Linked DNA regions of Homo sapiens: regions 2 and 3 are each linked to region 1. Evidence: chromatin loops called from intact Hi-C (ENCODE). Cell type or tissue: Caco-2. All regions are shown on one strand. Links, peaks and the distances in the headings refer to the core of each region. The heading gives the core; the rest is flanking DNA.

Region 1 (11,149 bases), core at 1,125-9,124:
ACCTCACTACTGCAAAGGATAAAGCAGAGGTGTAATCAGTCTGACAGAGGGAAAAGAATAGAGTTGGAGGTGTCAGTACTGGAAAAAGGGAAAAGGGTGACAGCAAGAACTCAGGGATTTTAGAGGCATAAAGAAGGCCAATTTTAATATTGATGATTGCAAAGGGATAGACCCAATAAATGTTTTGGAACTAGAATTAGTATTGTATATATAGGTAGGGAAGGAAGAGAACCATTGAAAATGATAGGTGAAGAAAAGTATCTGGAATGACACTAAGATCATGTGATTGACTTGATCATGTGATTGACTTGATCATGTGATTATATTATTCAGCACCAGAGAAAAATTATAATAAGGAGCATTTCAGGTAGGAAGATAGAAACTACATTTTCAGGAAAAGATGATTATAGTATCAATGGACAAACAAGGAAATATGTACAACAAACAACTGGATACACGAAACTGAAACTCAAAAGAAATATAAGCAGTAGTAACATGATTTGGGACACTTGGTTGCAAAACAGTGGTACCCAGGTGGAAATTCTTTATGCTGTGGTTTTCTATAACAGCTGAGGAAACCAGTGCTTAAGAAACCCACTTTTTTTTTTTTTTATAACAAGCTGCAAGTAAATTTGCCTGACCATTTCCCTGGAGGGAGACATTATCTCTACTATACAAGACAGTAACCAAACATTCCATTTAGTTTGGAGGGAAATCCTATCCATATCTCTCAAGGTTGTTTACTATATCAACACTCTTGAAAAGACAGCCACAGGCTGGGTGCCGTGGCTCACGCCTGCAATCTCAGCACTTTGGGAGCCAGAGGCTGGCAGATCATGAGGTCAGGAGATCGAGACTATCCTGGCCAACATGGTGAAACCTCGTCTCTACTAAAAATACAAAAAATCAGCCGAGTGTGGTGGCATGTGCCTGTAGTCCCAGCTACTTGGGAGGCTAAGACACGAGAATCACTTGAATGCGGGAGGCGGAGGTTGCAGTGAGCCGAGATTGCACCATTGCACTCCAGCCTGGGCAACAGAGTGAGACTCCATCAAAAAAAAAAAAAAGAAAAAGAAAGAAGAAAGAAAGGAAGGAAGGAAGGAAGGAAGGAAGGAAGAAAGGAAGAAAAGGCAGACACAACAAATGGGCAGGTAGTGACTCTAGACACAGGACTTGCAGAAACTTGAGACATACATGGAGAATCACCCTCAAACATGCACAGGCAAGGATGTATTGTTACGCAATGTGAGAAAAAGAAATTATGTTTGGGAATGAGGAAATTTATTGAAGTGGCTCATATAACTAACTTCTGTGTAAAATAATGAAGGGCAAATATTAACATAAAAAAACTTCTCAATATTAGCAAGAAAGATACATATAGAGTTTGAAGAGGAAAGTTTAGATCACCTCCTTAGGTAAAAAACAATCCTGTTTTATGCCAACTGGCAAAGATAGCAGAGACTTGGTAGTGAAAGGAAGTTAAGATACTTAACCCCGGGCTTGAGACTGCGTACTAAAGCATGAACTATAGCAGCTCTTCATATCTTCTTACATTAACTGGTTTCTTCACTTATTTTCTTCTATCTACATTTGGTAGTGGCTAATATTGCAATTTTAATTCTGAGTATGTAAGTGAGTTGATGTTAATTATATGGCAGCTGATAGGAGTTTGTGTTTGTCTTGTATTAGCCATGAACATGAGTGTTCCTTTATCTTAATAAATGGAAAAAAATGAATTCTGAATGGCCAAAACGAGTGTATTGTTCAGGTTATTATTAGCTAGATTTACTCCTATTTATTCTCTACTCTCTTTTGTTCTGTCCTATATATTAGAAGCTGATCTTCACATAATAAATGAACCGGGCTCCCTTTCTATCAAGCTTCTAGTTGGCATTAGCCAAAGAGAAACATTTCAAGATATTCAAAAGCAGAAGGAAATATAAGTCAAGCTATGTCTTTCCTATTCCTCTCCCTGCTTTATTGCTGTGCCTCTGGCAGTGATTTTAAGTCTCCATAGACAGTTCCTGCAGTGTGGCCCCTCCTCTGCTGAGCTCTAGTGAATAAGAGTGGTATAATTTCTCCCCCTTTAGCTCTAGCAGTAGCAATGGTTTTCCATTGTTACCAGTCTCAGGGGGCCTCAACATTCATTGTTTGTTTCCTTAGGTCTATACACACCTTACTAAGAGATTCTTAGAAGTATATAGATGTCTATTAACAAAATAGGTCAAAAAATTATCATCATTTAAATCAGCTGAGGTACATCTGGTATCTCTGAATAAAATAGGGTACAAGTAGGGGTCACAGCTTGCCTAGAGAAAAAATATATTCTCCCTTCTACTTACAAAAAAGTACAAAATGATGTGTGCAAAAGTTGCTGGTATTGAAGATTTGTGAATGATTAACAGAGTTCACATTTGATGACTTCTAGCTTTTCAGTGATATAAAAATGGGTCAGCAGATAAGAGTGACTAAAATGAAAAAAAAAATAAACAGTGGCTTTAATCTGGATGGCTCAGCCTAATCATATGAGTCTTTAAAATAGAGAATCTTTCCAGCTATGCTAGAGAGAGATAGGCAACTATGGAGGAAGAGTCATAAAGATGTGGCATGACAAAGATTAGACCACTGTCTACATTAAAGATAGAAGAAGAAGGGCATGAATCATAGAATGAGGCAGCCTCTAGACCAACAGCTTAGACCAAGAAATAAATTGGGGGTCTTGGTTCCAGAACCGCAAGGAACCAAATAAGCAGAATGAAAGGCAGAATGGATTTTCCCCTAGAAACTTCAAAAAGAAACACAAAGTGCTGACACCTTGATTTTAGTCCGGTAAAACCTGCATCAGACTTTTACCTACAGGAAAAGTAAAGTAATCAATCTCATTACTTTAAGCCACAGAGTTTATGGCAATTTTTCACAGGAGTAATAGATAATTAATACGTCTTCCTGCAGCTTTCTCCATGGACTCATGGAATGCATTTTCCACCATTATGGCAGTCTGCACAGCATTGCTTCTGATCAATAAACTTATTTTACAGCCAAAGGAAAAAAAGTACAAGGATGGGATCATGTGCATAGAATTAATAGATTTGCTGTAACCGCCATACATGAGGGTCAATTAGACTAATGCAAAGATGGAATGGCTTATTAAAAATTTAGTCATGGCACCAGCTGAGAGATAAGACCTTGAAATAGTAGGATTCTTACAGGTGTATTACATGGTTTGAATTGAGATGATTACATGGGCATGTCTCACCTATAGTCAGGTAAACAAGTCTGGAAATCAAGAAATGGAAATGGTTTCTCTGTTGAACATAATAACCCCTTTGTAGGCTTTTTTAACTTTTTGTCCTGGTAACTATCTTGATTTGGTGCTCTTAGTTTCCAGTAACGGGAATTATTTCATTGGGGTTCCAAGAGGGTTGCATTAAACTTTATGAGACTGCCACTTGACCATTTGAGGATCCTTACGTTACTAAACAAACAGGCAAAAAGGGACTATTCTACTGGCTAGAATGATTGACTGCAATTACCAAAGGAAATTGAGTTTTTGCTAAAAAATCAAGTCAGGAAGAACAATATCAGGAACCCAGGGAATTCTATGGACTCCCCTTAGTGCTTCCATGACCAATAATTATAATTAATGGAAAGCTACAGCGTTCCAAATTCAGGATTATAAAGGACTCAATCTTTCGGTGAATGAATGTTTTCGTGGGCCAGCTGAGGCTCTGATGAAGACAAGGAAAATATGGAATAAATAAAGTAGAAAAAGCTCAGAAATAAAGATTAGTTTTGTTCATTTTCTCTTTTCTTGTTATGCATACCTATTATATATTAAATTATTTGTTTTATTCCATTTAACTTTATTCCACTGATTATTTTATAAAAGTTATTGGAGGTTAATTTTAAAATATTCACTGTGATGGACTAAATTTGAAGAGTAATTAATAGGTATAATCAAAGATAGATTCAATGAAAACTGGAACCACATTTTGGGGAAAGACGAGTGAGAACTTCTTCACCTGTATGAAAGATAGTAGCATTTATTAAGTAGAACGTAAATGGATGTAGAAAGATACATACAAGAGCTTAGCACACAAAACAGTGATCTGTGCCCATTTTCCATTTATTTCCTCTTATCTCCAAACCTACTATCCTGTGCCCTACTTGCACAATGCTACGTTTGTCAATAGAGGGTGCTGGAAAGACACTACAAGGCCAGAGTATTCTTGTGTCTTTTGTCCTATCACCTTGCTGTTGGCAGAAAAATATGCACAAGGTCCCATGGTACGTCACAGTGGTTAAAAAAAAAAAATCTACCCTTTGTGAGCCACTTCCAATGAGTTTCTGTGCCTACCATTGGAGCATTTATTGTGAACTTCTGGACCACACCGTCTATTAACTTTGCTCACCACTCAGATTGGGTGTTCCTGGTCAGCCATACCCTCTAAAATGAGATCTGGATCTCAGTGTTAGGAGTCTTTTCAGTTATTAGTTCCATCCATATTTACTTGTCCTTAGCCCTTGAGGCAGTAACTACTGTGTATATTTGCTATTTATCTGTCTCTAGAAGTCCTTTTACTGTTACACCCAAGTTATATGAAATTTTACACATTTAAATTACTAGTATCACTTTTTCTCTTGAATGGACCGTGACTGATACACATCTGGATTGGCTAAAAAAAACTTGGTGAGATATTCCAGAAGAGTTTTTTGAGAATAATTGATAATTTAAAATTCTCTAAGAAAGCCTGAGAATTATTGCAATAATTAATAATTTTAAACTCAATAACCAAGCTTAATAATATGTAAGTTACAGATAGCAATGTACATACAAAAACAGATATAGACTTGTAACACATATGTATATTACAAATCCTAACTTTTTTCTGTCATTTTCCTGAAAAAATTGAGAATTTGGAGAATTCACATGTCATTTTGCAGAAAAGCCAATATTTTGGAAATTATAAGAGGCATTATTGTATTTAACTATAATTCCTTTTTTTGTTTTGTTTTTGGATTTCAATTAATTCGAATATCCCTTGACTAAAATGAGAGTGTGTTGTGTATATTATCAAACTATGTTAAATCTAAAGATTAAAATACATAAAATGATAATGGTTTGTCAGAGATGACATGGCATTAAGACTTCAAGAAACAATATGCATAATCCATGGAGGTATCAAGGACAAAGTGATGTTACCTGTAAGGCCTGTCATGCTTTATTTGCACATTTCTTTCTTTTACAAGCTTTCTTTTTCTTTTCTTTTTTTTTTTTTTGTCTCATTAGGAATACATCTAAATACTAGTAGGACAAAAGCTTGATATTTTTCCATCTCTTCAGATAAAATAAGATGAGACAACATTAGAGATACCACACAAAGATCTGAGTCAATAATATGACAGTGTAAAATATCAAAAATAAGTCAGAATAAAAAGGAATCACTGAGAATTCATAGCATGTTACTGAATAGTTGGACCATCCATTAACATGGAAATGTGTTCCCTTCCCTAAAGGAGATTACGATCTAATTAGGGATACAAGACAGATCAGTAATCAACATAAATGTGTTGAGGTAAAAACAAGTTATGACAAGAGTTAGTTGAAGGGGACCTAGGGATTATGCTGGCAGCCTGAAGAAGGTGTAGAAAATGTTAAGAAGAAGAATGAATAGAATACTGTGGAATATATTTTCATAATTGATCAGCTGTGTATGTTTAACTGTCATTCACAGACATTCTGTATACCCAAAAACTCTGTTAAAACAACTTATAATAGATGTGGTTCAAGTGTAGATATTCCAAGTATTTATTCAAATTCTTTCTCCTTCCTAAACTTCATGTTACACGGCAAAATAATAAAAGAAAAACACAAGGATGAATGCTCACTGACATTTTCAGAGTTTTCACAAAGATGGATCTTGCAACACTATTACTTCATGTATTATGGAACTATCAATATTCCTTCATTCTGGCAAACATCTACTGCCTGATGAAATTCTTTCCAAAAAAAAAGTCATTATTCCCTCTCTGATAGATGACCATACCAGAAATTCTCCAGTTACAATTAATTGATTCTGTTGCATCAACAACACATAGACATCTTGCTTAAAGAAATTGTCTCATCTTAGGTCAATATATTCTGAAACTTACATCTTAATTTATTTAAAGCCTTCATTTTATTATTTATTCTGAAAAACTCCATCTCATATGTCATGCTCCTAACAGCTTGGGTTTACTACTCCTGTGGAGTTATAACCACAAGCATTACTTTCTAATAGTCCCAAACCCCAAAATATTAATTATTCAACACATTTTATAATATGAACAATTAGCAATGAACGTAAGTTCAATTTGTTATCTAGTACTAACCAAAGATGTATTATAATTATTATTAAAAATACACAAATCATTATGTCATAGAAATTATTAGCTAATTATGAGATCCTTCTCTTCCTGGGCACAGAGTATGTCTATATTTCCCAGCCTTTCTTGTGTGTTATAGTCAACGGGATCGGGGTAAAAGTCACGTCTGCCACTGATTGAAATGGATCCTAAAAGTTTCCCATGTGTGCTCCCCCAATCCCTTGTTAGCTTTTCTCAGTGACTGAGATGGAAATAAATTCCAGGACAATCTTGGAAGCAATATACTGAAGATGATCAATCAACCTATGTCCTGAATGGCTGCATAAAGTCCCTGTCCCCCAATACCCCACTTTCCAAGATCACACACATATTTTTAGCCTACATTTTACAAAATTTAATATCATTTCAGCAATCTTTACTTATTGCTAAACATATAGACATACACTCACACATTCACTTTCAACTTCAATATTTTGATACATTTTGTCTCACATAAAATAGAAACAAATTCTAACTTAGCTGGATCTCAGTTTGATCGGAATGGATCTTATACTTCATCTATGTATCATTGAAAGTCATTTTTTCCTTCAGAACTGGCTAATTGCATTACATTTCAGATCTCTTTTGCCAATTGAACCTTATTATTTCTTTCCTTTTCTTTTTTATTTTTTTAAAGGTTGTTTAGAGCAACATCGTCCTTTAGAAACAGCAGGATGTCCTAGGCACATCCTCTTCTCTGCCCCAAAATTCAGAACTTCCTACTTCCCAGAAGGCCCTGGGTTTCTCTAATGAGGAATGAAGTACAGACACTAATTATGAGGACAGGAAACAGTAGTCAAAGGGAAGGTCTTCAGCTTATACCATTCCAGGTACTACCAGTTAAACAGTTGGCATTCAGAGAAAATGTTCCCATATGGCAAAATGTATTCTGATTTACTTTTGTCCATATGATGCAATACTTTCAGCCAGAAAGAATTCTTCCAGCTCTTACATTATTGATGATCAAGTTTTTTCACTAACCTCAGTTTCATTAAGATTTTCTTTTATATATCAGGTTTTTGGTTTATAGAAAAACAAATACTTGCATTTATGAATGTTTTGATTTGGATAACACTTCCAAAGTACTAAAAAATGTTATGTTATATACAGATACTGAGACCTAGAAAAGGAAGTAATAATTTAAGCAGTCAGTATTTGAATTTAGATCAGCAGATGCCAAATTCGATCTGGTTTCCATCCTTTGTTCTTTCTTACATTGGCTAATTCACATTAGAACGGTGCTCCTCATTTGTATTTATAGAGGTGCATCTGTTCTTCACTGATGCAGCTTTACCCTTGTAAAATCTCCAGAGTACGTGTCTTTGTATGTCATTGTGGCTGAGACTGCTAGATTTTCACCAGCAATTCATGCAGTAATGAATCTTTCATGAGCATTAGTTTGCATTTCCCAGTCTGTCTTACAGTTAGGTGTAAACGAATACTGAATTCTACCAAAGGAATGTGAGGAGAGTGGTGTGCGTTTTCCAGGCCAAGGCTTTTAAGGGGCAGGTATAACAGCTTCACACATTCTGTTCCTTTCCACGGACTTCATACTGATAGTAGCAAAGCTCTACAGGATTATAGACACTCAAGATGAAATCATCTCTTGTCTTTGCATCACTGTTTAGAGGAGAACAAAATTTTCAACCAAGTTTATCTCTTTAAGACTGACAAGTCACATATTGTAGATGTTATATAATCCTGAACATATTTGCCATAATTTCTCTGAATATTTAGAGCATTCTAATAAAGTTTTCTATTTTCTAGTTTACATTACCAGTTTTCTTAAGCTTAAGATTGCCCTTCTACCTATTTTGTATAATTTTTATCACCTATTTATTTAAGATCTATCTCTTTACCACTGTCTTCTTAGCTTTCAGTCTCACCTCTCTTTTATAAGACATACCACATACATCACAACATACTATTGCCATTATTGTTTTCAATAATAATGACAAATAATGATTACTTTAACAAACATAAAACTATCCCAAATGACTATTATATATACCAGAAACAGTAGAGAATATAATTGTTTCACAAATATTTTGTTAATGTGACTGCAATGTCAACTATGTAGCTAAGAAAAAAAGAATACAGATATTCAAATAGAATATTTCAAAGTACATATTCTACTTCTTCAACATGTGATGCAAAACTTCATAAATTCCAGATATAGTACATTCATTCAACAGTAGCAATATCTACCCTAAATCCAGATTAATGTCACAATCCATCTGGACATAATATTGTCCAAATGTATTTACACCAATTAATTATATAATTTTAAAATCTAAATCCAAAATCTTACAGGCCAATTGAGTTCAATGTCCTAATTTCTCATATATGAAATATTTTATATCTATTTTTCTCAATTGCATTCCATGGTGACTGCACTCCACGTCAACATAGAAAAAACAAAGATATGGCAATCAAATTGTAACCCCTTTGAAGAGGGGTTAGATTATTTTTTATCTATGGCAGTTCATAACAGTCTAACTAACCACAGATACATTTATTCATGTCTGTATAATAAATGAGTAAAGGCAAAGATTATTTCAAAATGTTTTAATTTACATATTAAATTTCTCCCATTTGTTGGTTAATTTATTCTAGGTTGCACTGAACTGATGCATTCTAAGTTGCATTGTTGTACCATAATTTACTTGTTGATGCTATGCACAACATTTATTTATCAGTTTTTAGAGCCACAATATTTTTTATCTCTTGCGATCTTTCCTTCTTTCTCTCTCTCTTTCTTTCTTTCTTTCTTTCTTTCTTTCTTTCTTTCTTTCTTTCTTTCTTTCTCTTTTTTTTTCTTTTTTTTTTTGAGCTGGAGTCTTGCTCTGTCGTCCAGCTGGAGTGCAGTGGCGCGATCTGGGCTCACTGCAACCTCCACTTCCCAGTTCAAGCAATTTTCCTGCCTCAGACTCCTGAGTAGCTGGGATTACAAGAGTCCGCCCTCCTCCCTCCCTGGGGCTAATATTTTTCTTTTTTTAGTAGAGACGGGGTTTCATCATTTTGTTCAGGTTGGTCTCGAACTCCTTACCTCAAGTGATCCACCCACCTCGGCCTCCCAAAGTGCTGGAATTACAGGAGTGAACTACCGTGCCCGACCTGATTTTCTTTTAAGACAAATTTACGGACTCACTTGGAATTACAACACTAATCTGCAAGCACTATTGATAATAGCAGAATGTTAGATATAATTACGTTTTTCCCTATTCAATGAGTTATTCAGCCCCTGTGAATTTAAACTCTCATAATAATAATGAAGTTATGCCTAATTCATAAAATGTAATTTCTGTTTCGCAAAACAAGTAGTATTGAATTATTCTTTATATGATTATAAGAACAGAAAAATATTTCTCTAAATAACTATTTTGATCGTTAGATTATTTAACAGCTGCTTCTTGCTCTCCAGTCCTTTTATGTGAGGACTCACTCCACCCACTTCATTTTATAGTTTCCATACTATGCCTGTCCTTGAATTATCTGATTATATATTTGACAAGCATGCTTTGTCAACCTGAGTTTATCGTTGTATTAGATTCCCCACTATGCTACTCCATGAAATAAACTAGATTTCCCTAAACATGTAACAAGGTCTGTATTTATACTTTAATCCATCTTGTGTGAATATTGTAAACTATCTAAATTCCCTTTGTGAAATGCCCTTCCCTGATACATCTTCCTTATTTCATTCTAAATTGCATGAATTAAACAGGAATTTTATTTTTTCTTAATTTAAGCACCAAGTCTCCTTGAAATCTGTAATCCCTTTCAAAAATGTACCCTGACACTATGATTGCAGTTTTCCTGGCACAAAATATCACAAGGCAAGAGTTTATTTCAACCACATATTGCTCAACTCATGCATACCTGTGTGCATTCAAATAATGATCCTGACTTTTGGTCAATTTTATGCTATTCTCATACTGTTTTTTTTAAGTACTTTCATTCACAAATACTTAATGGAATTTCTATTAACTAAATAATAATATGCACATGAGCTCCAAGTTATTGGGAACCTACATGCACACATTTTGCATATATAATAATTAATTCTCACACAACTCTGAAAGGCAGGTGGTATGCACATTTTCTACTTAAGGAAACTTAGTCTTCAAGAGCTGAAATATTCAACCCACCATGACATACATAATGAATGGGAGAGCCAGGGCTGAAACCCATGTTTGTTTGACTCCAAAGGTCATTTCCAGCCCTAAGCATTTTTACTCTTAGTTACAGACAGAAAAACTTGTAACTGCATTTAGTTTGATGTAGTATTTTGCCTACTTTTTATTAATGTACTGTATGTATCATTAGCAACTAAATACTAATTGGCAATGTTTAAGCCGACACATGCTGATGTACTCCGAAATGTTTGGAAATGAGGTGCTCTGATACTCAACGCTTTATTCCCATAAAATTTTTTTCCAAGTACAAGGTCGTTCAGACACTATTCATTTTACAAGAAGCAAATTTAAAGAGGCAATTTGCATATTTTCTGATTTACCTTAGAGTTAGAAGCTCCCTACTGTTAGTCATTTAGAAAGTAGTTGTACCTCTTTGAAATTGTACTTTTCTTCATAATACTTTCTGGTATACACTTCCTGGTATATCATTAAAGATAAATTGCCTTGTCATTACACATTTCAGGGGATATAATAAAGATCTGTAATAGGGGGCATGCGCTGGCACAGATTCAGAAAAAGACAATGATGTTACACTCTAAAAAGAG
Region 2 (11,149 bases), core at 1,994-9,993, 310 kb after region 1:
ATCACTGCATATTTCCAAGAAGGGTTAATGCAATGAGTCAGAAGCAGTACTATCTGGGAGGAATTAGAATCCAGATTATATTAATCGGTACCTACATCCTCTCGACTTCGTGACACAGAATTCAAGGACAAAAAATTAAGGCTGAGGATTAAAACAAAAACAATGTGCTAAAAGTATTTTCTGAAAACTGTTATTATAATTTATTTTAAATCAAATTATGATTTAAATGTTTTAACTACAGTACAGATAATCTTTCTGAAAAAAAAAAGTGAATTTAGGAAGAGATTTTAGACTACGTGGCCATTATTTGCAATCAATTTCAAAAGTAGCTAGATTTTAAAAGATTAACTCTTTTACAACAACTTTACAACAACTCTTTTACAACAACAATATTTTCTGAACAAATTAATGAATTAAAATACAATTTTCTGTGTTGGTTTGGTTATATATATAACAAGTATGGGATAGTTGTTATTGAGTAATATTATTTAATAGAATATTTTAGGAAGAATCATTGTTATATTTAGCATCGGGTGGTCATTTTGTGACTCGGAGGCATTTATCACTTTAATATTCATTTCCTCATATACAAATGATAGAACACATTTTATTAACATGCAAATGAATCTCTGATTTTTGAAAAAGTAATAATTTGACAATTTTTGAAATATTCTTCTTCAAACTATTGCTATTCCTTTCTTTTAACAGAACACATTTGGAGGATGATGGCCCTGAATTTAGAAACAAAAAATTACCCCATAGTGAGCACACCTCACAATTTTACTCCATGGTGGAACCTCACGCGTTCTGAGATTTCAGTTTGCTAATAATAAATATTTCATTTAAACCTTAAAAGTCCTGAAATGATCATTAATTTTACTATAAAATAAAACTAAACTCTTAGTCACTTAATACAATATTATATGGAAAAAAGTTTGTTTTTCTACATCATGTACAATGTAGGTTCTATTTATTACTTTCCCTTGTATAAAATGAATTTTATCACATTTCTTTTTCCTTAGGACACAAATAGAATCATTAACATACAATTGGAAATTTATTTCAAATATAATGCCATATCTACTACATTAACTGTAATTTTATTTTTTAAATTCTCTTCCTCTCTGTATCTTCCAATTTTTCATTCTCTTTCAGTTACAATTAGTTACTAGGAGATTGGCATTCCCGCTGTACTCAATTTTTAAAATAAAAAAATAACTTTGACTCTTCAAAGTTTTATGATGTGGGTTTAGATACAAAATTAATTATTTTGACTGTGTGTGAAAATATAACATTTATTTTTATGACAACAGTTGAAAAATCAATAGACAAAGTTAGCACTAAAAAATATGTTTAAATCAGTAACCCCACATATTGTTGTTGTTGTTTTCCCTAAAGGAAGCAGGACTATAAAACTTTAATCACAAAAGTATAAGTTAGTAGGTTTCAATTAATACCTAGCAAAAAGGTCATTGATTGTCTATTTCAAGAAGAAAATTTATAAAGGCAGAGCATTTTTTTAAACCATTTGTAAATAGTGTAAATATTTTTTTTTAATCAGCCCTGCAGGAATTGTAAGATGATTTTGAGATACACAAATTCACATAGACACACAAATATGAGTAAGCAATATTCTACAGTAGAGTACTATAAATAACTATTTTTTGTGCAACCAGGAATATTGAGAAATAAAAATTGGAAAATCTAACGTGGATTCCTTATGTATAACTTACAAGTTTGTTACTGAGGTGACAGTGTCATCTATACTCTCTATACTCAGTAAAGCAATTTAGATTTACTGTAATTTGTACAGCAATGTCAATTTATTTGTTTGATATTCAAATGTGATGCTATGCGCAGCTTGAAATACTATTTTTATATTTTCCCATCAGCCATTGTGGATGTGACTTCATATTCTTGTACATAAAATTTAATTCTCCACTATTTAGCTATAAATGAATAATTCATATAATTCAAATCTCTGCTTACAAAAAGTATAACCATATATGCATATAACTACATATATGTGGATATATATTAATAGAGAGAGAATAGATTTTTTCTAACACATGAAAACAAATGTGAATACAAGTCACCATTATTTTGACTTATATAATATGTAACTAAAACAGCATTAACATAAAATTATCCTCAGTATCTATAAATGATGAAGCAATAACCTCATTTTGCCCTTTGCAATGCCTTTTTACAAGTCTGAAACATCTGTGGATTCAACTGAGGAGCTAAGAAAGCTTTGAAAAACTCTGCTCTTATTAACACCCGAATTTTGACCTAGAGGTTCTCATCTGCTTTCTTTTCATAAATTCTGTACCACTTCCAGAGAATATTTCTTATATAATACTATCTTTTACATATCCTAATAAGAATAACACTAAAAAATTAGTCTCTTAAGTATTAAATAACATTCTTCCAAGATTGCTGCTAACGCTGCAATAATTGAAGCCATTAAAATAATAAGGTAGGAAAGTTGTTTTTAAAGTTAATTTCTAGCAATAAAATGTTATGTGTTTGTAAATTATTCTAGGATAAGAAATTTACATAAGGATAAATAAGTTCAAAGAAAAAATTCTAAAACGAAAATTATGAAATTAACATGTTTTCAAAAGCATTACTACTTATGTCTAATCATTATTTTCTATGGCTTTTTCTTCCACAAGTGGCTAAGGTCCCAAAATGGAAAGTCAGATAAAATGTGCAGTGATATGAAAAATTAAGTGTCAATTGTGCTTTTACAGATAAACTGAATCACTTTCTATCACTTATAATTTTAGGAAAAACTCAAATATAGTTCATCAATGAGTTCATCTTATTTTCACATGCTATCACATATCTTCTCTACTTTTTTAACCTTAATTTATTTAATTTGCTGTTTTGGATTTTTCATTAATTGTTAAAAATTTGATCTCAGTACACCAAAAGCAATTCCAATACTTTCTTCTCCTGACCTATCTTTTTACCTAATATTTATTTCCTTAAGTAGTATTGCAGTCTAAAATTTCCCTGAGGGCAGGATTCCGGTCAATCAATTTAGATGTTCAATGATTGATTTTTTAATGAATAAATATTTACATAGCTACTTAATATAACACACACATGTACAATATATTCAACTTAAGATCCTTTGCCACATATTTCCACTCTGACAAGCGGCTATTAAGAGGCATTACTAATCACCCAGTGGTTGCCTGGATATGGAGAGAACACTGTTAAAAAATATACTTTGAGACATCTTCCTTTTCAGTGTCTCTGCTTTTAGCTGCCTCAGTTAAATTTGCTGAAATATAAACAAGCTTTTCAAATATTTATTTGAAAACCATATAAAATTCAAGGGCATCCCAGTATGCTCACTGAAATCATTCTGAAGATAAAGTTCTCAGTCAGGTATTTTCTTTTTTCTTTTTTTTTTTTTTTTTTGAGATGAATCTCACTCTGTCACCCAGGAGGCAGTACAGTGGCACAATGATCACAGTTCAGTGCAGTCTCAACCTCCTCTTGGGCTCAAGTAATCCTCCCACCTCAGTCTACAAAGTAGCTGGGACTACAGCTGTGAACCAAAATGCCTGGCTAATTTTTGAATTTTTTGTAGAGACAGGGTCTCCCTGTATTTCCCAGTCTTGTCTGGAACTCATGGGCTCAAGATACCCACCTGCCTCAGCCTCCCAAAGTGCTGGGATTGCAGGTGTGAGTCACTATGCCTGACCTATTTTCTTAGATTCCATGGTAACTTCAAGTCTTGCTACTATGAAATAGTTTTCAATTCCAAATATGTATTTGTATATGCTATTTACACAGATAAGTTAATCTTTCTAACAGACAAAAGGCTTACCAAAATAAATTTTGACCACATTCATAGCTATCTCATACTCTCTCTTGACAAACGAACCCATATTTCTAAAAAATCTGCTGGATATTTCCAAATGGAACATGTGCAGGTATTTCAAGTTGTCCAATAAAAAATACATCCTGGTACTTCTAAAAACCAGTGTTTTTCTATTACCGTATTAACTTTACTTCATTTATTAAAACATGCTTTAGATTTTGCAAGAGTTTTATCAGGACAAAGGTCAATTTTTTAAAAGTCTTTTGGACATACTGGGCTTGAGTCTGATGGTCATATCTATGTAGAATGCACAGATATATGTTGAATCACATCAACTCATTGTCGGAAATAAAGATGGAACATAAGAATACTCCCCGACTCTTGATGTGGTAGATAATACTCATTTATAATGGTAAATTTTTAAAGCAATTATCGCAGAGTATTAAAAATGTCCTTTCATATTTAATAATGGATGGTATTGATACCATCTATTATTCCTTACTACAAAAAATACTATATCATCTAATTATCCTTCTTTCTTTCTCCTTTCCTTGTCTAGCCATCTGATTTACTGGCAGAGAATCTCCCATAGCAGCTTTCCAGGCCATGGGAACATAACTATGAGATCCACAGATTGCACCACATGTACTACCATCCAGAAGCTTCTTCCTGATAGACACCTGATAAGCACTATAAGAACCTCCTAAGGGCACAGCTAAGGTGCCAACTTGAAAATGAGGTTCTGAGGGAATCGGTTGCTATTCATTAGAATGTTTGCTATCTCCTATAGGAAAAGAACACATTCACCTCTTGCCTGGATTACTCGGCTGCAGAAATCTCACTAGCATTTACCCTCACTTTATTTGACTTCTGATCAAGGAAGTACCGAGGAATGACTCAGTAGGTCATTCGAGTACCAAAGTTATTTCTCCCTGCCCCATTGTGTAGTTCTACCTCGTTATTATGATCAGGTCTCATTATTTGTAAAAATTCTGGAAGTATTGTATATCTTTTCTGCCCCTACCAATGTACTCACATGAGTAGGCCTACGTGGCCAGGATGCAGATATAGTGTTATGTTTAATGGTATTCGTTAGTGTCTCTGTATAAAATGAGCCCTCTTCTGAGACCCAGTACCTTTATTCCCACAAAGTCTAAAGTGTAAAGGACAAAAGTATACATCCACCATTAGGTCTTTGGAAGTGCTTGTTAGCAGGGTCATTTCTACCTTCTACCTTGAAACTACCTCTAGTCCTTGGTTTTTGTACCCATGTATCTGCCTGTTAGGGCAACAGCATGAGATAATGATGCTTGGTGCATTCTATTTTCTAATGAAAAGCAACCTGTTCCCTCAGAACCTCATTTTCAAGTTGGCACCTTCAGGAGGTTATTATAGTTCTTATTAGGTGTTCTATGAGGAAGAAGTTTCTGGATGGTACTATATGTGGTACAATCTGTGGATCTCATAATTATGTGCCCATGGCCTTGGTCTGGTAAGCTGTTATGTGAGATTCTGCGCCAGTAAATCAGACACTTTGAAAATTCTCAGAAAATGTTGTTGGATGAGACACTATGACTGGAAAGGAGAAACTCTTACCCAAAAAAGTATGCCACCTGCTGTCAGGATGAAGCACTGCCTTTTCCATGAAAGATGGGGTCTGATGTAATTAACTTGCCATCTAGTGTATTTTATTTTACTTTTTTCTGTCCTCAAGGTAATGCATCATAGTTGGACCTAAGTGTTGTTCACTGAGAAGGCAGGTTGGACACTGCAGTGGCAGTGATTGGATGAGACTGGCTGAGAAGGAGCCTTCCTGTTGGGGGGCAAGCACTCTTTAAATAAGTTAATATTCAAGTAATAGGATCAGAAACTGGTTGGATAACATCTTTTAGGTGAGTTATCTTTCCATTTTTTTAAGCTTTTGTTTACTAAATGCTCTCTTGTGGGTATTAATGTATAATTAAAATATTCTCACACTTTGTGCCTAATGTAAGTCCAGTAACGTGTCTTTCCTTTGAGTCTCCTTAAATTTGTCCTTCTCGGCATTCTATATAATAAGCAAAGGCATTTACCACCGCCCACAAGTTCAAATATATCTCTACATTGGGTGATGTGTCTTTCCAAACAGAGTAGATGTCCAAGAACTGTGCCCAAAGCTCTGCCCAACAGGAAGATTGCTCATCACCACTGCCATTTAGGCCACCCGGTAAGTGAGGCTGTAATGATAACAATATATTTTCACCTTACACTCACAAACTTATCCAACCCATCCTTGAAACAAGCCTGGCCTTTTCTATCTCTGTCAGCTGTTCATAAGGAACTGTTTATAGAGGCATAGGTGTGAAAGTTACAAGGTATCGAGGGAATCTGAGCCAACTGTTCACGCAGCTTACTTTTACCCTCTCAATCTTCTCAAACCCAATCTTATATGTCCTGTATCCACTGTATAATGAATTGCTACTGGTGTCACCAACTGTTTGACATTTTAACTGTGTGGCATTTGCCAATCTGGACTCAGGATTGTCAGTTTTAACAGGATGAGATCTAAGTTCTGTGCCTGGTCTTCAAATCTGTCTGTCCTCTGGGTCTAGGAAATAATCTGTATCTGTAAAAACTGCCAAGGAGACTCACACTCTTTCCTTTCATTTCTGAGCAATCAATTTGAGCCTGACATGTTCCATTATTGGCCTATCAATGGTACTCGTCAACAAACACTTAATTCCTCAGTTCTTGCAGTTACTAGTTTCTCCACACGATTCAAAAGCTAGAAATGGTGCACCAGCTAGTATATCTCCTTCCTAGTCCACCACAGATTAAAGTCTTGACAATCACACTGCATAGCCTTCCAGAGACCAGCAAAATCTCACCTACCACTATAAGAAGAGCATGGATTTCAGTAATTTGACAAATTTAATTCGACTGTCTGTGAGGTGCCAAATCTTCCGTAAATTAATAAGATGAATTTTCTGTTTAGTGCTTGCTTTATTTTTAAGCTCTCAGAGAATCAGAAGAACACAGACATTCACTTGTCACTTGGGGCTGATAATCTCATTTGGATATATATGTTTTAATGTTCAGGCACAATGTTTTCAATGGTTATCAAGAACAAATTTGAACCTAAAACCTGTGTTCACATCATCATTCTCAACAAATATCAGCTTACTAACATGGGAAAAACAGAAACAAAAAGCCAGTTGGAAGTCTGAGATAAAACTTTATTTATATTTATTGAATAATGGCAGTAAAGTATCCTCAGACATAGAGGAATAAGTTCATGTAACTTGGGGACTTAAATGTTTCTGTATATAAATAGTTCCTGTTTCGTGGAAGTCAAATATATAGATTTAATATTTTGAATTTCTTGTATTTTTCACTCAACCTGACATACTATAACAGTTCATTTCTCATAAGAATAAATTTATAAAAATAAAACATTTATTATTACAATAAGGATTTTAAGTCTCGGAGATGTATTCTTGCTGGTACTTCAACATCAATGCAGTGTCACCACAGTGATGTACAATTCTGATAAATCATTTCAGAGATACCATTGTGATGATATATTATGACTCACACATACATTATCATGGTCATCATGATGCTTTATTAGTGTCATATGTCACCAAAATGATAGGGCTTTGATGATATAGAATTTCTCAGTAAAATAGTGATGACAAAAGTCATCTCTTTTGAAGAAATGCTTTGTAACTGCATTCCTGAAAGTTTATACATATGCCATCTACCTTTCTATACTATCTTGAAAAAAAAATACATTCAAAAATAGAAACAATGTGTGGTTCTTTTGATGCACAAAGCTGAATTTTGCAATGCGACATGCATGAGGCTTTCTTGTTATGACATTCTTCCACATTGATTAACTTGATTTTTTCCCATTCTAAATTGAAATATTTTTCTAATCTCCATATATCAGAAGGATGAAAGGAATCTATCACAGCCCATGTTACTATAAGGAAGAGATTCAAAATGCAGTAGCTTAAACAATACAGATATCCATTTCCTGTGTGGTAGTATAGAGATACCTGAATATTACGGGACAGCCATACGGTCCTACTCCTTTAGGTCATTTTGCATTCAGACTATTCTAACTTACTTCATTATCCTGTAGAGTATAGGCTTTATTTACATGGTTAAAACTGTCTCACCATGTATATGTACACTTTCCAGCACAATGGAAGGGGGAAAGAGACAGAGAGGGAGAGCAAATGAGCACTTTCCTTTGAAGACAGCAATGCAGAATTTCACAACACTAGCCTACATAGAGTAATATAATTCTATAGAACATAATACATTTCCTGCAATTTTTGTATTTCCATTACTCTATTAAATACTTCATGTATCATATTCCTTAGATAAATATATTTTATTAAAGTAAACTTATCAACAGCAAGTAGAATAATATATAAAACTCTAAGACTGATGTTTGTCACCCAGTTAGAAAATACCATGTTAATCTTAATGTTGCCCAACACCACCTTATCACATCCATAATTACATGATCTATTGTACAAATAAAACAACATATACAATCATAATTAAATAATTGACCATAGCAATAATATTGTTACAATAACCTGTGACAGTATTATTTCTTTCCTCTTCCACACTGCCATAAAACTTTTATTTATATAACTCTGTTATAATACTTAATCCACATCTTGTAAATGGTTATCCTATCTACCACTAGAATAAAAGTTTATTGAAAGTTTACATTTCGTTTTGATTTTTGCTATGACTTGCTCACAGTCCAGTGCCTGGCATAAGGAAGATTCTCTATACTTGTTTCAAAGGAGTAGTTTCCCTGATGTTGTCGATATTAACATTTAGAAAGAAAACTGTTAAATTATTATGTTACCTTAGCTATTTATGGACAACATCACTCATTTAAAATATATGCAAGCAGACTCCTTAACAGTAGTCAATTTTATATCATTTGTTTTCTTTTTAAAATGTATTTCCATTTCACTTATACCACAGAATTTGTTCTAGTTTATTATATTTTTGTGCTACAAAAACCTTTATTGATGACACTATACTTTTGGAATTAAAATAGGTATGTAGATAGATAAATAGATGGATAGATAGATAGGCATATAAATATATATACAGAGAGAGAAATTTATAACAATCTTATAATAAAAGATCTAAATAGTAAAAAAATCAGCTCTATTGAATTATTATATACATTATATTTATGTTATTAATACCTGAATACAAATAAAAGTATACTATGTGTCAATAATTATTAAACAATAAATACAATTTATTGGAACACAATCTTTCAATGAGATTAAGAGGGTCATTTTTCTAATTAGTTGATTATTACATTACTGTTAAAATTAGATAAGGTTCATAATCAAGTCTAATAGTGAGTTTCATTTTTATAAGTAGGTGGGGAATGTTAAAGAAAATATATTGGATTCTTTAAATTCCTCCCAGATTATAATTTAGACATAAAATAGTGATATATCATCAAAATGATATAATCATTGAAAAATCTATTAGCTTTTTCTTTTTTATTAGAGATAGAAAACTCCAAAATCAATTGACTGGCAGGGTGCAATGCTTTGTGCCTGTAATCCCAGTGCTTTAGGAGGCCAAGGTGAGAGGATGGCTTGAGTCCAGGGCCAGCCTGGGCAACATGGAGAAACCCCATCTCTACAATAAAAAAAAAAAATAATAATAATAATAATTTAGCCGGGCATAGTGGTGCACGCTTGTAGTTCCAGCTTCTCTGGAGGCCGAGATGGGAAGATCGCTTGAGGCTAGGAAGTCCTGGCTTCAGTGAGGTGTGATCGATTCTACCACTGCATGCCAGCCTGGGTGATGGGAGGAAGACCGTGTCTCAGAAAAAAATATCAATTGCCTAAAAAAGAACTGGGATGTACTTAGTAGAACTATGGCCTTTGTTAATTTCATGTTACAAAATGTTCCAGCAAGACTAGTAGTTATGCCTGTTATCATCATTTTTGTTTCAGTCCATGACAATTTCCTTGCCCACTTTTATCATAAAGAGCTGTAAATTTGTTTGTTTCAACCTATCTATTTCAACTTTTTTTTTTGGAGAAAACATGTCTGTCTTCCTTGGGTTTTACATATATTTTTGCACAACATTGTATGTGTGTATATTTATCTCATCCAGTCTAGTAATGGATATGTCTATCATATTAACTCATCAGCGTAATCAATGCCCAAACTTGTACCAATTGGTTAAATCTGATTTGCTTTCCATCGAACAGAAAGGGTCTTCATTTTTGAAGCAGATAAAGCTGTTTCTATACATGGAAATAAATATAAACACAATCAAAAACACATTTCAGTATATATATTTTAATTAGTATTATTAATAACATTCAAATCACAATTAACATGACCTAAGTCTAATATAGAAATAAGTTTTATAAAAGGACAAATCTATATGCTATGTCTTACTACTTAATTTTCAAAAAATACATAGCTAAAATTATAAGATACTTATGAAAAGATAATTGGCATAGAAAAGATGCTATCCCTTCAGGAAATGTGTTGGCATGAGTGTGCCTGGTATTCTGCTTGAAAAAAAAAACTAAGCTTCATATGTAAATATTTAGATATAACTCCATTAATTTTATTATACCTTAAGATCTATTTTTTCTATCTAGTTATGAAAGACAAAGATCTATATTATTTACAATAAATAGCTTTAGCAACTAGTATGTGAATTTAGAGATTTTTAAATTAGAAGATAGACTATAGTAAACAGAGATAAAACAAGAATGGAATAGGTTGTAATTATAAAAAATATGTTATAATTTGATTTGGTCATATAGTTTGTAAGTACCTTTGCAAATAAGAAATATGCTACACATGAAAGAAATTGTATAAAATAGTTAATTAGAGACATGTCTATATCCACATAACTTTTAAAAATATGATACTTTTGAAAACTTCATATGATTGTGTCAGTGTCACTAACCTGAATTGCTTTTGCTGCTTGAGATATGTTTCATTTCAGCAGTCTATGAGAAGAATATAGGTAAGAAAAATTTCTTATGTTTAAATTTGTGGAAAAAAATATTACTTTTTTGTTTTGTTTTTTGAGAGGGAGTTTCACTCTTTGTTGCCTGGAGTGCAGTGGCGTGATCTTGGCTCACAGCAACCTCCGCCTCCCAGGTTCAAGAGATTCTCCTGTCTCAGCCTCCCGAGTAGCTGGGATCACAGGTGCCCGCCACCATGCCTGGCTAATTTTTGTATTTTTAATATAAATATAATAGGGTTTATATATATATTTACATATATATAAATATAAAA
Region 3 (11,149 bases), core at 1,216-9,215, 360 kb after region 1:
CTGTGCAGGGCCCTGCCTACTGGGGCTCCAATTACCACTGTGTCACAATCCCAGGGCTGCGCTGCTGTGGAGCCGTATCAACCCTAAGGCCCAAGTCACTTTGATAGCCCACCAACCTTGGGGCCTCAAGGCTGAGGCATCATACCCACCAGAGTCTGAATGACCAGAGTGCTGCAGCACCACAGGGATCGAAGTGCTGCCTCCTGCCCTTCAGGGCCTCAGTCACAGGTACACTTATACATCCCTGGGAACTAAGTTGCCCCTGCTGTCTTCCTCTGAAGGCTGAACCACCAAACTATCCCTTAACCCTAGGGCCATGCCACTGCTGTATCCTGCTCCCTGAAGTCTGACCACAGCTATACCTTTTTGGACTCTAACCAGTGGGTCTGAGCCACCAGGGTATGCCTCAGAGTCTCAGACCATGAATTCATGGATGACCTGTACATGTCCATGTGTCAATGAGTATGCCCACATCCCAGGACTCAGGTGCTACAGTAGTCTAAAAAGGGTGACTACTTCATCAAATGAACAGATACAAAGCAACAAGAAACAAAAAAATCAAGAAATTATGACATTACCAAAGTAACACAATAATTATCTAGTACTTAACTCCTCAAAATGCGTATCTACAAATTGCCTAAAAAGAAATTCAAAATAATTATTTTGAAAAAGTCGCTTAGATACAAGAGCACACAAATAAACTAAATGAAATCAGAAACACACTACATGAATAAAATGGGAAGTTTAACAAAGAGATAGAAGTTATAAATAAGAACCCAATGGGAATCCTAGAGCTGAAGAATATAATCAGTAAAATGAAAAAAAAAATGCAATAGAGATCTTCAACAGTAGACTTGATCAAGCAGAAGGAAAATAATTGCAAACTCAACAAGTTTTGAAATTACCCACTCAGAAGAAAAAAGAGAAAACAAATGAAGAAAGCCTATAGGACTTATGGGACACCATTAAGTGAACCCATTATGCATTATGGAAGTTCCAAAAGGAGAATGACATGAGAAAGAAGTAGAAAGTATGTATCAAAAAATAATGGCTGAAAACTTCCCAAATCTTAGGAGACATATGAAGTACAAATATTTCTAAACAACTTCAATCCAAAGATTTCTGTCCTGAGGCACATTATAATCAAACTGTCTAATATCAAGAAAATGAGACAAGAGAAAATCAATATTTTACATACTTGGGAATCTCCATAAAGCAGTCAGTAGATTTCAAAGGAGAAACTTGCAGGCTCAGAGCAAATGGAATGATACAGTACTCCCCGCTTATCTGCAGGGAATATGTTCTAAGACCCTTCAGTGAATACCTAAAGCTCCAGATAGTATGAAACTGTATATATACTATCTTTTGTCCATACATCCATACTTATAATAAAGTTTAACTTATAAATTAGGCACAGCAAGAGATTAACAATAATAAAATAGAAACAATATAATAATATACTGTAATAAAAGTTACATAAATGTGGTCCCTCTCTCTCAAAATATCCTTTTATTCTGCTAACACATTTAAGGCCCTTTTCATCTGAACAAGTAAGCACTTGTTTGCTGTGGCTGCAACTTTGCAGTTTCAGGTGGGAAAACAAAACTAGCACAATAGATTTTCCTTCTTCAAAATTTGACAGATAGAACATTGATTTTTTTAATCATAGATTTTTGCAACTTCCAACATAACATTGTTATTATTTTTTTACTAAGTGGAGAACTTTCATCTTTTCACTTAACAGCATTTTATGGCTTCTCTTTGGCATACCCAACTTCTAGCATTACCACTATTGCACTTTTAGGCCATTGTTAAGTAGAATTAGTGTTACTCAAATACAAGCACTGCAATATTGTGACAGTCTGTCTTGATAACTGAGATGGCTACAAAGTGACTGAAAGATGGGTAGTGTATAGAGGATGGATCCACTGAACAAAGTGATGATCGCATTCAAGGTGGAACAGAGCAAGCTTTTATCACATTACTCAGAATGGTGTGCGATTTAAAATTTATGAATTGTTTATTTCTGGAATTTTCCATTTAATATTTTCTGACTACAGTTGACTACAGATAACTGAAACCACAAAAAGTGAAACCACAGATAAGGAGGGACTAATGTATATACAAAGTCTTGAAAGAAAAAAAAAGTATATGTCAAATAAGAATACTTTACCTGACAAAGTAGTCCTTTAAAAACAAAAGAGAAATACAGTCCTAGACAACAATAACAACACAAAATAAAAAAAGATAAAGGAGTTATTCAGTACTAGACTTGCCTTACAAGAAATATTAAAGGGAGTTCTTCAAGTTGAAATGAAATAATGTGAATTACTAACTTGAAAAATGTGACAGTATGAAATTCACTAGTAGAGGAAAATATACTCCTAAGTTTAGAATAATATTGTAATAGTGATGTGCAAATCATTTTAAACTACAGAATAAAGACTAAAAGACAAACGCATTACTAGTAACAAAAGATATAACATTTCCTTAGTGGGTACATAATATAAAAATATTTTAAGTTGTTACATCAAAAAAATATTTTAAGTTTAATGTAATAACGTAAAGGAAGAAAGGAAGGAACACTTGAAGTATAGAATTTTAGTATAAAATCAAAGTTGCTATTCAGGTGAAATACACTGTTATATTTACATCATATGTTATGTAATCATCATCATAACTAATATGATTTGGCTCTGTGTTCCCACCCAAATCTATCTTGTAGCTCCCCTAATTCCCATGTGTTGTGGGAGGTACCTGGTGAAAAATGATTGAATCATGGGGGCAGGTTTTTCCCATGTTGTTCTCATTATAGTGAATGGGGCTCATGAGATCTGATGGCTTTAAAAACAGGAGTTTCTCTGCACATGGTCTCTCTCTTTGCCTGCTGCCATCTATGTAAGATGTGACTTGCTCCTCCTTGTCTTCCACCATGATTGTGAGGCCTCCCCAGCCATGTGGAACTGTAAATCCAGTAAACCTCTTTCTTTTGTAAATTGACCAGTCTCATTTATGTCTTTAACAGTAGCCTGAAAAATGGACTAATACAATAATAGAGAAAGTAATCAAAGCATATCAGTCAGAAAAAGAAGAGAAAAGAAGAAAGTGTCTACAAAACAAACAGAAAACAATAAACAAAATGGCACTATTAATCCTTTCTCATCAATAATTACGTTGAATGTAAATTGATTAAATTATCTACTCAAATGTGATAGAATGGCTGAATAAATAAAAACCATGATCTAACAATATCTTGCCTACAAGATACTCACTTCTTCAGGATAAACCATGTATTAGGACACCAAACATGTCTTACAATTTAAGAAGATTGAAATCATACCAAGTACCAAGTATCTTTTCTGACCACAGTGGTATGAAATTAGAAATCAATGATAGAAGGAATACTATGAAATGAACAACTATGTAGAAATTAAACAACATGTTTCTGAATTGTCAATGGGTCAAAAATCAAAAAAGAAGCTCGAAATATCTGAAGACAACTGAAAATAGAAACACAGCATTTTAAATCCTATGGGATACAGCAAAAGCAGTTCTAAGAGGGAATTTTGTGGTGCTAAATGTCTGCATTAAAAAAGAAGAGAGATCTGAAATAAACAACATAATATTACATCCCAAGAAGCTAAAAAAAAAACAAATTAAACTCAAAGTTATGAGAATGAAGATAATGATAAAGATTAGGGTAGAAATAAATCAAATAGAGAATAGAAAAACTGCGAAAAAAACAACAAAACTCAATTATTTTTAAGACCAAACAAATGTGACAAACCCTTATCTAGATTGAGAGAAAAAAATATTAAATAAATAAAGTCATAAATGAAAGAAGGCACATTATAATGGAAGCCTCAGAAATAAAAAAGAACATAAGGGACTAATATAAACAATTATATCCCAACAAACTGAATAAACTAGAAGAAATGGATAAATTTCTGGAAACATACAACTGAACAAGATTAAAACATGGAAAAGTAGAAAGCCTGAAAAGACAACAAATAAAGATTGTGAAATAGTTATTAAAAACCTCCCAACAACATTTTAAAAATCTAGTATCAGATGACTTCACAGGTGAGTTCTACCAAACATTTAGAAGATGAGTACTAGTCCTGCTTAAACTCTTCCAAATATATAGCAGAGAAACAATCACTTCTAAACTCATGTTATGAAGCAAGTATCAACTTGATATCAAAGCTAAACAAACACACCACAGAGGAAAAAGATTACAGCCCAATATCTCTGAAAAAAAGATTTACAAAAACCTTCAATTAAATTCTAGCAAACTGATTCAACAAAACATTAGTGATTATATATTATGACCAATTGAAATTTATTCCTGTAATGCAAGGTTGTATTAACATGTAAATCAATCAATGTGATACTCTACATTAACAGAATAAAAGATACAAATCACATGATCATCTTAAGAGATACAAAAAAATCATTTGACAAATGTCAACATGCTTTTATGTTAAAAACTCTAAGCAATTTCAGTATAGAAGTAAATTTTCTCAACCATGATAAATGACATTTATAAAAATATCACAGCTTTTTACTCCCACAAAGGTAAAACTAAACACCTTTTTTCTGACATTTAGTAGTACAAGGCAAAGATGCCCATTCTCACCAGTTCTATTCAGCATAGTACTGGAGGTAATAGCAAGCACAATCAGAGAAAAAAAAAAAAAGAAAGCGAGAGAGAAAGATAGAAGAAAGAAAAAGAAAGAAAGAAAGAAAGAAAGGAAAGAAAGAAAGAGAGATCAGACAAAATGTAAAGGAAGAAATAGAATTATTTCTATTTGCAAATGGCATGATTTTACACGTAGAAAACCCTAAAGAATCCACAAAAACATTTATAATTAGTAAATGATTTCAGTAAAGTTGCAGTATGCAAAATCAACATACAAAAATCAGTTGCATTTATTGTTATACCAATAACGGAAAAAATACATCACCGTAATATACTGAAAAGAAATCAACCAACAATGCTACTTATAATGTCATCAAAAGACTAAAATTCTTAAAAAAGAATTTATCCAAAAGGTAAAATGTCTGTACATTGAAAAATATAAAATACCAGTGAAAGTAATTGAAATGGACACAAATAAATGAGAAGATTCCTATGTTTGTGGATTGAAATAATTGTTAAAATATCTATATTACCCAAAGCAATATACAGATTCAATGGAATCCCAATCAAAATTCTAATGACCTTGTTCAGTGAAATAGACAAAATTCTAAAATTTGTATAAAACCTCAAGAGATTTCAAATAGCCAGAGAGCAAACTTGAAAAAGAGAAATAGTTGGAGGCGTCAGACTTCCTAATTTTAAATGGTATTATAAAGCTGTAATAATCAAAACAGTATAATAATGGCATAAAAACAAACACATAGACTGATGGAACAGAATAGAGAGCCCCAAAATAAATCCATGCATGTACAGTCAACTAATTTTTGAGAAGGACACCAAGAAGACACATGGGGAAAGGATAATCTTTTTCAATAAATGATATTAGTATACTGGATATCCACATGCAAAAGAATAAAGTTGGATCTTTAATGCCACAAATGTCAACTCAAAATAAATTGAAGACCTACACATAAGGCCTGAAACCATATAATTTCTAGAAGTAAACATCAGAGAAAATTTTCTTGACATTGGCTTTGTCAATGATGTTTTGGATGTGATAACAAAAGCTCAGATAACAGAAGAAAAAAATAAACAAATGGAATTACATCAAACTACAAAGCTCCCCACAAGAAAGTAAACAAACAACAGAGTGAAAATGAAGTTTATGTATTGGGAGAAAATATTTGCTAACCATATGTCTGATAAGTGGTTAATATTCAAAATATATAAAGAAGTTGTACAACTCAATAGCAGTTAATTGATTAATTAATTAAACAAAAAACTCATTTTAAAAATGTGCAAAGGACTTGAATAGACATCCCCTGAAAGAAGACATATAATTACCAATACGTACATGGAAAGGTTCTCTAAATCATTGGAGAAATACAAGTCAAAACTGCAATGATATATCACCACACATCTGTTAGGATGGCTATTACTTCAAAAACAAGAAATATCAATTTTTGAGAGTCAGCAGAAAAGAAAACCCTCGAACATTTTTAGTAGGTATGTAAATTGGTACAACTATTATGAAAACAGTATGGAGGTTCCACCAAAACAACTAAAAATGAAGCTATCAGGTGACCCAGCAACCCCTCTGGAAATAAAAATTTTGCTCAAAATAAATAAAAATCAGCACCTCATAGGGGTATCTGCCCTCTCATGGTCATTATTGTATTGCAGTTGCAAAGATAGAGAAACAACATAAATAGTCATCGATGGATGAATGGTTGAAGAAATGTGGTATATACCTACAAGGAAATATTATTCAGCCTAAAAGAAAAAAAAGAGGAGACTCTACCATTTGCAACAACATGGGTGAACTTATGTTCAGTGAAATAAGCCAGATAGAAAAAAAAATTACTGCATGTTCTCATACATATATGAAATTTAAATAGTAAGTCAAATACATAGAAACAAGAGGATAGAATAGTGGTTACTATAGATGGGGTGGGGAGAGAAAAGAAATGGTGAGATGCAAGTCAAAGAGTAAAAAGTTGCAAGTTATGTAGGGAGAATAATTCTTAGAGCTCTAATGTACAGCACAAGAACTATAGTTAGTAATATTATACTGTAATTGGAAATTTGTTAAGAAAGTAGATTTAGGTGCTCTTATGATTTAAAAAAATGGGTAATTATGTAAGATGATAGATACGTCAATTTGCTTGACTATAGGAACTAATTCACTATGTATATTAAAACATCATGTTGTATACTTTAGTATATACTATAAAATAAATAAATTTTTACAAAACAATCAAATGAGGATTATTGAAGTGCAGACATATCAAAAAAGAATGAAATAGAAGCCAAATAAGGTAATTTCTTGTAAAGATTTATAATTTAGGTTTGCACTACTTTTCACAAGGATATTGAAGCCTACGATATTTAAGATGATAAAAACATTTTATAGGTCTGGAAAAATCATCATTTAAAAATAACTAAATATTTGATATTAGTACAAGAAACAGCTTTCACAACTCATCAAAGAGCTTGGAACTACAAGGTAACAAAATTGCATGGTACCATAAAATATTTAAAATTCATCTCATTTGTCAGCTACTTTTGCTTTTAATAATTAATTTGAAATTCACCATTTAAGTTTAGTGGGTATTTTATACAGACATCTCCATAAAGCACTTTGAGACTCTATCTTCCCAGAAATGTGGATGAAAATTTAAGCGTTATTTTTATTTTTATTACAACTTCTAAAATAGCATAAAATAATATACTGAACACACATGCACACATAAACCCTATATTAAAATTGTAATATATTATGCATCTTTAAGATCTTTTTAAATGAATTAAATATTGCAGATAACATTTCAGCTCCATTATATCTCTACCAGACACCATTATCTAATTGTTCTACTTCTCACTAGAAGTTACTGCCCAAGGTTTAGAGAGTTATTATAGTTCCATAGTTAAAAATAGTTTTTATGTGTTCATTTTTAAATTTATATAAATGTATTATAGGCCCTCCACCATTCAATGTCTTTTTGTTAACATTCAATATAGTGTTTTAAGATAGTTTTACATTGAATTACATAGATTTGCTTAGTTTATTCTAAAGTATGATGTACAGTATTTTAATGTATGAGAAGTCACACTTTATATATCCATGTTCCTACTTGTAGGCAATAAGCTTTTGCCACTCTTGTGTTTTCATTAAGTCATTCTATAGTGTATGGCCAAATGCATGTATATTCAAGAGCTAACTGGCCGGGTGTGGTGGCTCACAACTGTAATCCCAACACTTTGGGAGGCTGAGACGGGTGGATCACCTGAGGTCAGGAGTTTGAGACCAGCCTGGCTGGCATGGTGAAACCCCATCTCTACTAAACATACAAAAATTAGCTGGCCGTGGTGGCAGGCACCTATAATCCCAGCTACTAGGGAGACTGAGGCAGGAGACTTGAATGAACCCGGAGATGGATGTTGCAGTGAGCCGAGATCACACCATTGCACTCCAGCCTGGGCAAAAAGAGCAAGACTCCCTTTCAAAAAAAAAAAAAAAAAAAAAGCTAACAGCTAACTTGGGGTATGCCTTACATTTACTAAATATTTTCCAATTTTTCCCAAGCATTTTTACTACTTGACACATCTACCATCATTATATAAGGTTTCATGTAGGCAATAGTGCATATATTAAAACTACATTTTTGCCAATATCATGACTGTGAAATTATATCTTTCAAAATTTATTTAATCGAACTAGCTTAAATTTATTTCTCCATAAACCTGCTTATTTTTAAAAGTCACTCTTCTATGCATTGTCTTTCTGGTAATTTTTACATAGGATCAGTTGGTGGCTATCCATGTATTCACTATTATTGATTGGAATGTGGATTGCATTTTTTTATTATTATATGTTCAGTTCTGAAATACATGTGCAAAACGTGCAGGTTTGTTACATAAGTATACACGTGCCATGGTGGTTTGCTGCACCCATCAACCCATCATCCACATTAGGCATTTCTCCTAATACTCCCTCTCCTATCCCCCCACCCCCACAAAAGGCCCCATTGTGTGATGTTCCCCTCCCTGTGTCCATGTGTTCTCATTTTTCAACTCCCACTTACGAGCGAGAACATGTGGTGGTGGTTTTCTGTTCCTGTGTTAGTTTGCTGAGAATGATGATTTTCAGCTTCATCCATGTCCCTGCAAAGGACATAAACTCATCTTTTTTTATGGCTGCATAGTATTCCATGGTGTATATATGCCACATTTTCTTTATCCAGTCTATCACTGGTGGAAATTTGGGTTGGTTCCAAGTTTTTGCTATTGTGAATAGTGCTGCAATAAATATACATGTGCATGTGTCTTTATAGTAGAATGATTTATAATCCTTTGGGTATATACCCAGAAATGGGATTTCTGAGTCAAATGATATTTCTGATTCTAGGTCCTTGAGGAATCACCACACTGTCTTCCACAATGGTTTAACTAAATTACACTCCCACCAACAGTGTAAAAGCATTCCTATTTCTCCACATCTTCTCTGAATTGTTTCCTGAATTTTTAATGATCGCCATTCTAACTGGCATGAGATGGTATCTCACTGTGGTTTTGATCTGCATTTCTCTAATGACCATTGATGATGAACTTTTTTTTCATATGTTTGTTGGCCACATAAATGTCTTCTTTTGAGAAGTGTCTGTTCATATCCTTTGCTCACTTTTTAATGGGGTTGTCAGTTTTATTCTTGTAAATTTGTTTAAGTTCCTTGTAGATCCTGGATATTAGCCCATTGTCAGATGGATAGATTGCAAAAATTTTCTCCCACTCTGTAGGTTGTCTGTTCACTCTGATGATAGTTTCTTTTGCTGTGCAGAAGCTCTTTAGTTTAATTAGATCCCATTTGTCAATTTTGGCTTGTATTGCCATTGCTTTTGATGTTTTAGTTATAAAGTCTTTGCCCATGCCTGTGTCCTGAATGGTATTGCCTAGGTTTTCTTCTAGAGTTTTTATAGTTTTAGGTCTTACGTTTAAGTCTTTAATCCATCTTGAGTTAATTTTTTTTGTCAGGTGTAAGGAAGAGGTCCAGTTCCATTTTGTGCATATGGCTAGCCAGTTTTCACACCGTTTATTAAATAGGGAATCCTTTTGCCATTGCTTGTTTTTGTCAGGTTTGTCAAAGATCAGATAGTTGTAGATGTGTGGCATTATTTCTGAGGCCTCTTTTCTATTCCATTGGTCTACGTATGTTTTGGTACCAGTACGATGCTATTTTGGTTACTGTAGCCTTGTAGTATAGTTTGAAGTTAGGTAGCATGATGCCTCCAGCTTTCTTTTTGCTTAGGATCATCTTGGCTTTATGGGCTTTTTTTTGGTTCCATAAGAAATTTATAGTATTTTTTTCTAATTTTGTGAAGAAAGTCAATGGTAGCTTGATGGGGACAGCATTGAATCTATAAATTACTTCGTCTCTTCCTATTTGAATACACTTTTTTTTTGTCTTGTCTGAGTGCCCTGACCAGAACTTCCAATACTGTGTTTAATAGGAGTGGTGAGAGAGGGCATCCTTGTCTTGTGCCAGTTTTCAAAGGGAATGCTTTCAGCTTTTTCCCATTAAGTATGATATTGGCTGTGGGTTTGTCATAAATAGCTCTTATTATTTTGAGATATGTTCCATCAATACCTAGTTTATTGAGAGTTTTTAGCATGAAAGGGTGTTGAATTTTATCAAGGGCCTTTTCTGCATCTATTTAGATAATCATGTGGTTTTTGTAATTGGTCCTGTTTATGTGATAGATTACGTTTACTGATTTGTACATGTTGAACCAACCTTTCATCCCAGGGATGAAGCCGACTTGATTGTGGTGGATAAGCTTTTGGATATGCTGCTGGATTCAGTTTACCAGTATTTTACTGAGGATTTTCACATCGATGTTAATCAGGGATATTGGCCTGAATTTTTCCTTTTTTGTTGTGTCTCTGCCAGGCTTTGGTATCAGGATGATGCTGGCTTCATAAAATGAATTAGGGAGGATTCTCTCTTTTTCCATTGTTGGAATAGTTTCAGAAGGAATGCTACCAGCTCCTCTTTGTACCTCTGGTAGTATTAAGCTGTGAATCCATCTGGTCCTGGGCTTTTTTTGTTGGTAGGCTATTAACTATTGCCTGAATTTCAGAACTTGTTATTGATCAATTCAAGGATTCAACTTCTTCCTGGTTTAGTCTTGGGAGAGTGTATGTGCCCAGGAATTTATCCATTTCTTCCAGATTTTCTAGTTTATTTGTGTAGAGGTATTTATAGTATTCTCTGATGGTAGTTTGTATTTCTGTGGGATCAGTGGTAATATCCCATTTATCATTTTTTATTGTTTCTATTTTTTTCTTCTCTCTTTTCTTCTTTATTAGTCTGGCTAGTGGTCTATCTATTTTGTTAATCTTTTCAAAAACCAGTTCCTGGATTCACTGACTTTTTGAAGGGTCTTTCATGTCTCTATCTCCTTCAGCTGTGCTCTGACCTTAGTTATTTCTTGTCTTCTGCTAGCTTTT

The links. Hi-C counts contacts between places; a loop is a spot of excess contacts. Peaks named below come from ENCODE experiments on the same cell type or tissue, not always from the same donor. Only the 100,000 strongest peaks of a DNase experiment are listed, where the experiment ranks them.
Region 2: it touches region 1 in a loop (21-fold over the local background); 9 of 110 quality-filtered maps call a loop at or near these places.
Region 3: it touches region 1 in a loop (28-fold over the local background); 3 of 110 quality-filtered maps call a loop at or near these places.

The regions. Positions count from the first base shown.
Region 1 is chr4:32,768,302-32,779,450 of GRCh38, reverse strand. No RefSeq gene overlaps it. Among named protein-coding and RNA genes, the nearest start is that of LINC02353, 420 kb to the right of the region's middle. In Caco-2, for the core only: no CTCF peak of the experiment used is centred there; a DNase peak (open chromatin) is centred at 4,210.
Region 2 is chr4:32,457,465-32,468,613 of GRCh38, reverse strand. All of the region lies in intron 2 of LOC107986223 (a long non-coding RNA gene), which reads left to right. Among named protein-coding and RNA genes, the nearest start is that of LINC02353, 110 kb to the right of the region's middle. RefSeq lists an enhancer at 10,195-10,364. In Caco-2, for the core only: a CTCF peak has its summit at 5,476 (motif pointing left); no DNase peak of the experiment used is centred there.
Region 3 is chr4:32,412,461-32,423,609 of GRCh38, reverse strand. No RefSeq gene overlaps it. Among named protein-coding and RNA genes, the nearest start is that of LINC02353, 67 kb to the right of the region's middle. In Caco-2, for the core only: no CTCF peak of the experiment used is centred there; no DNase peak of the experiment used is centred there.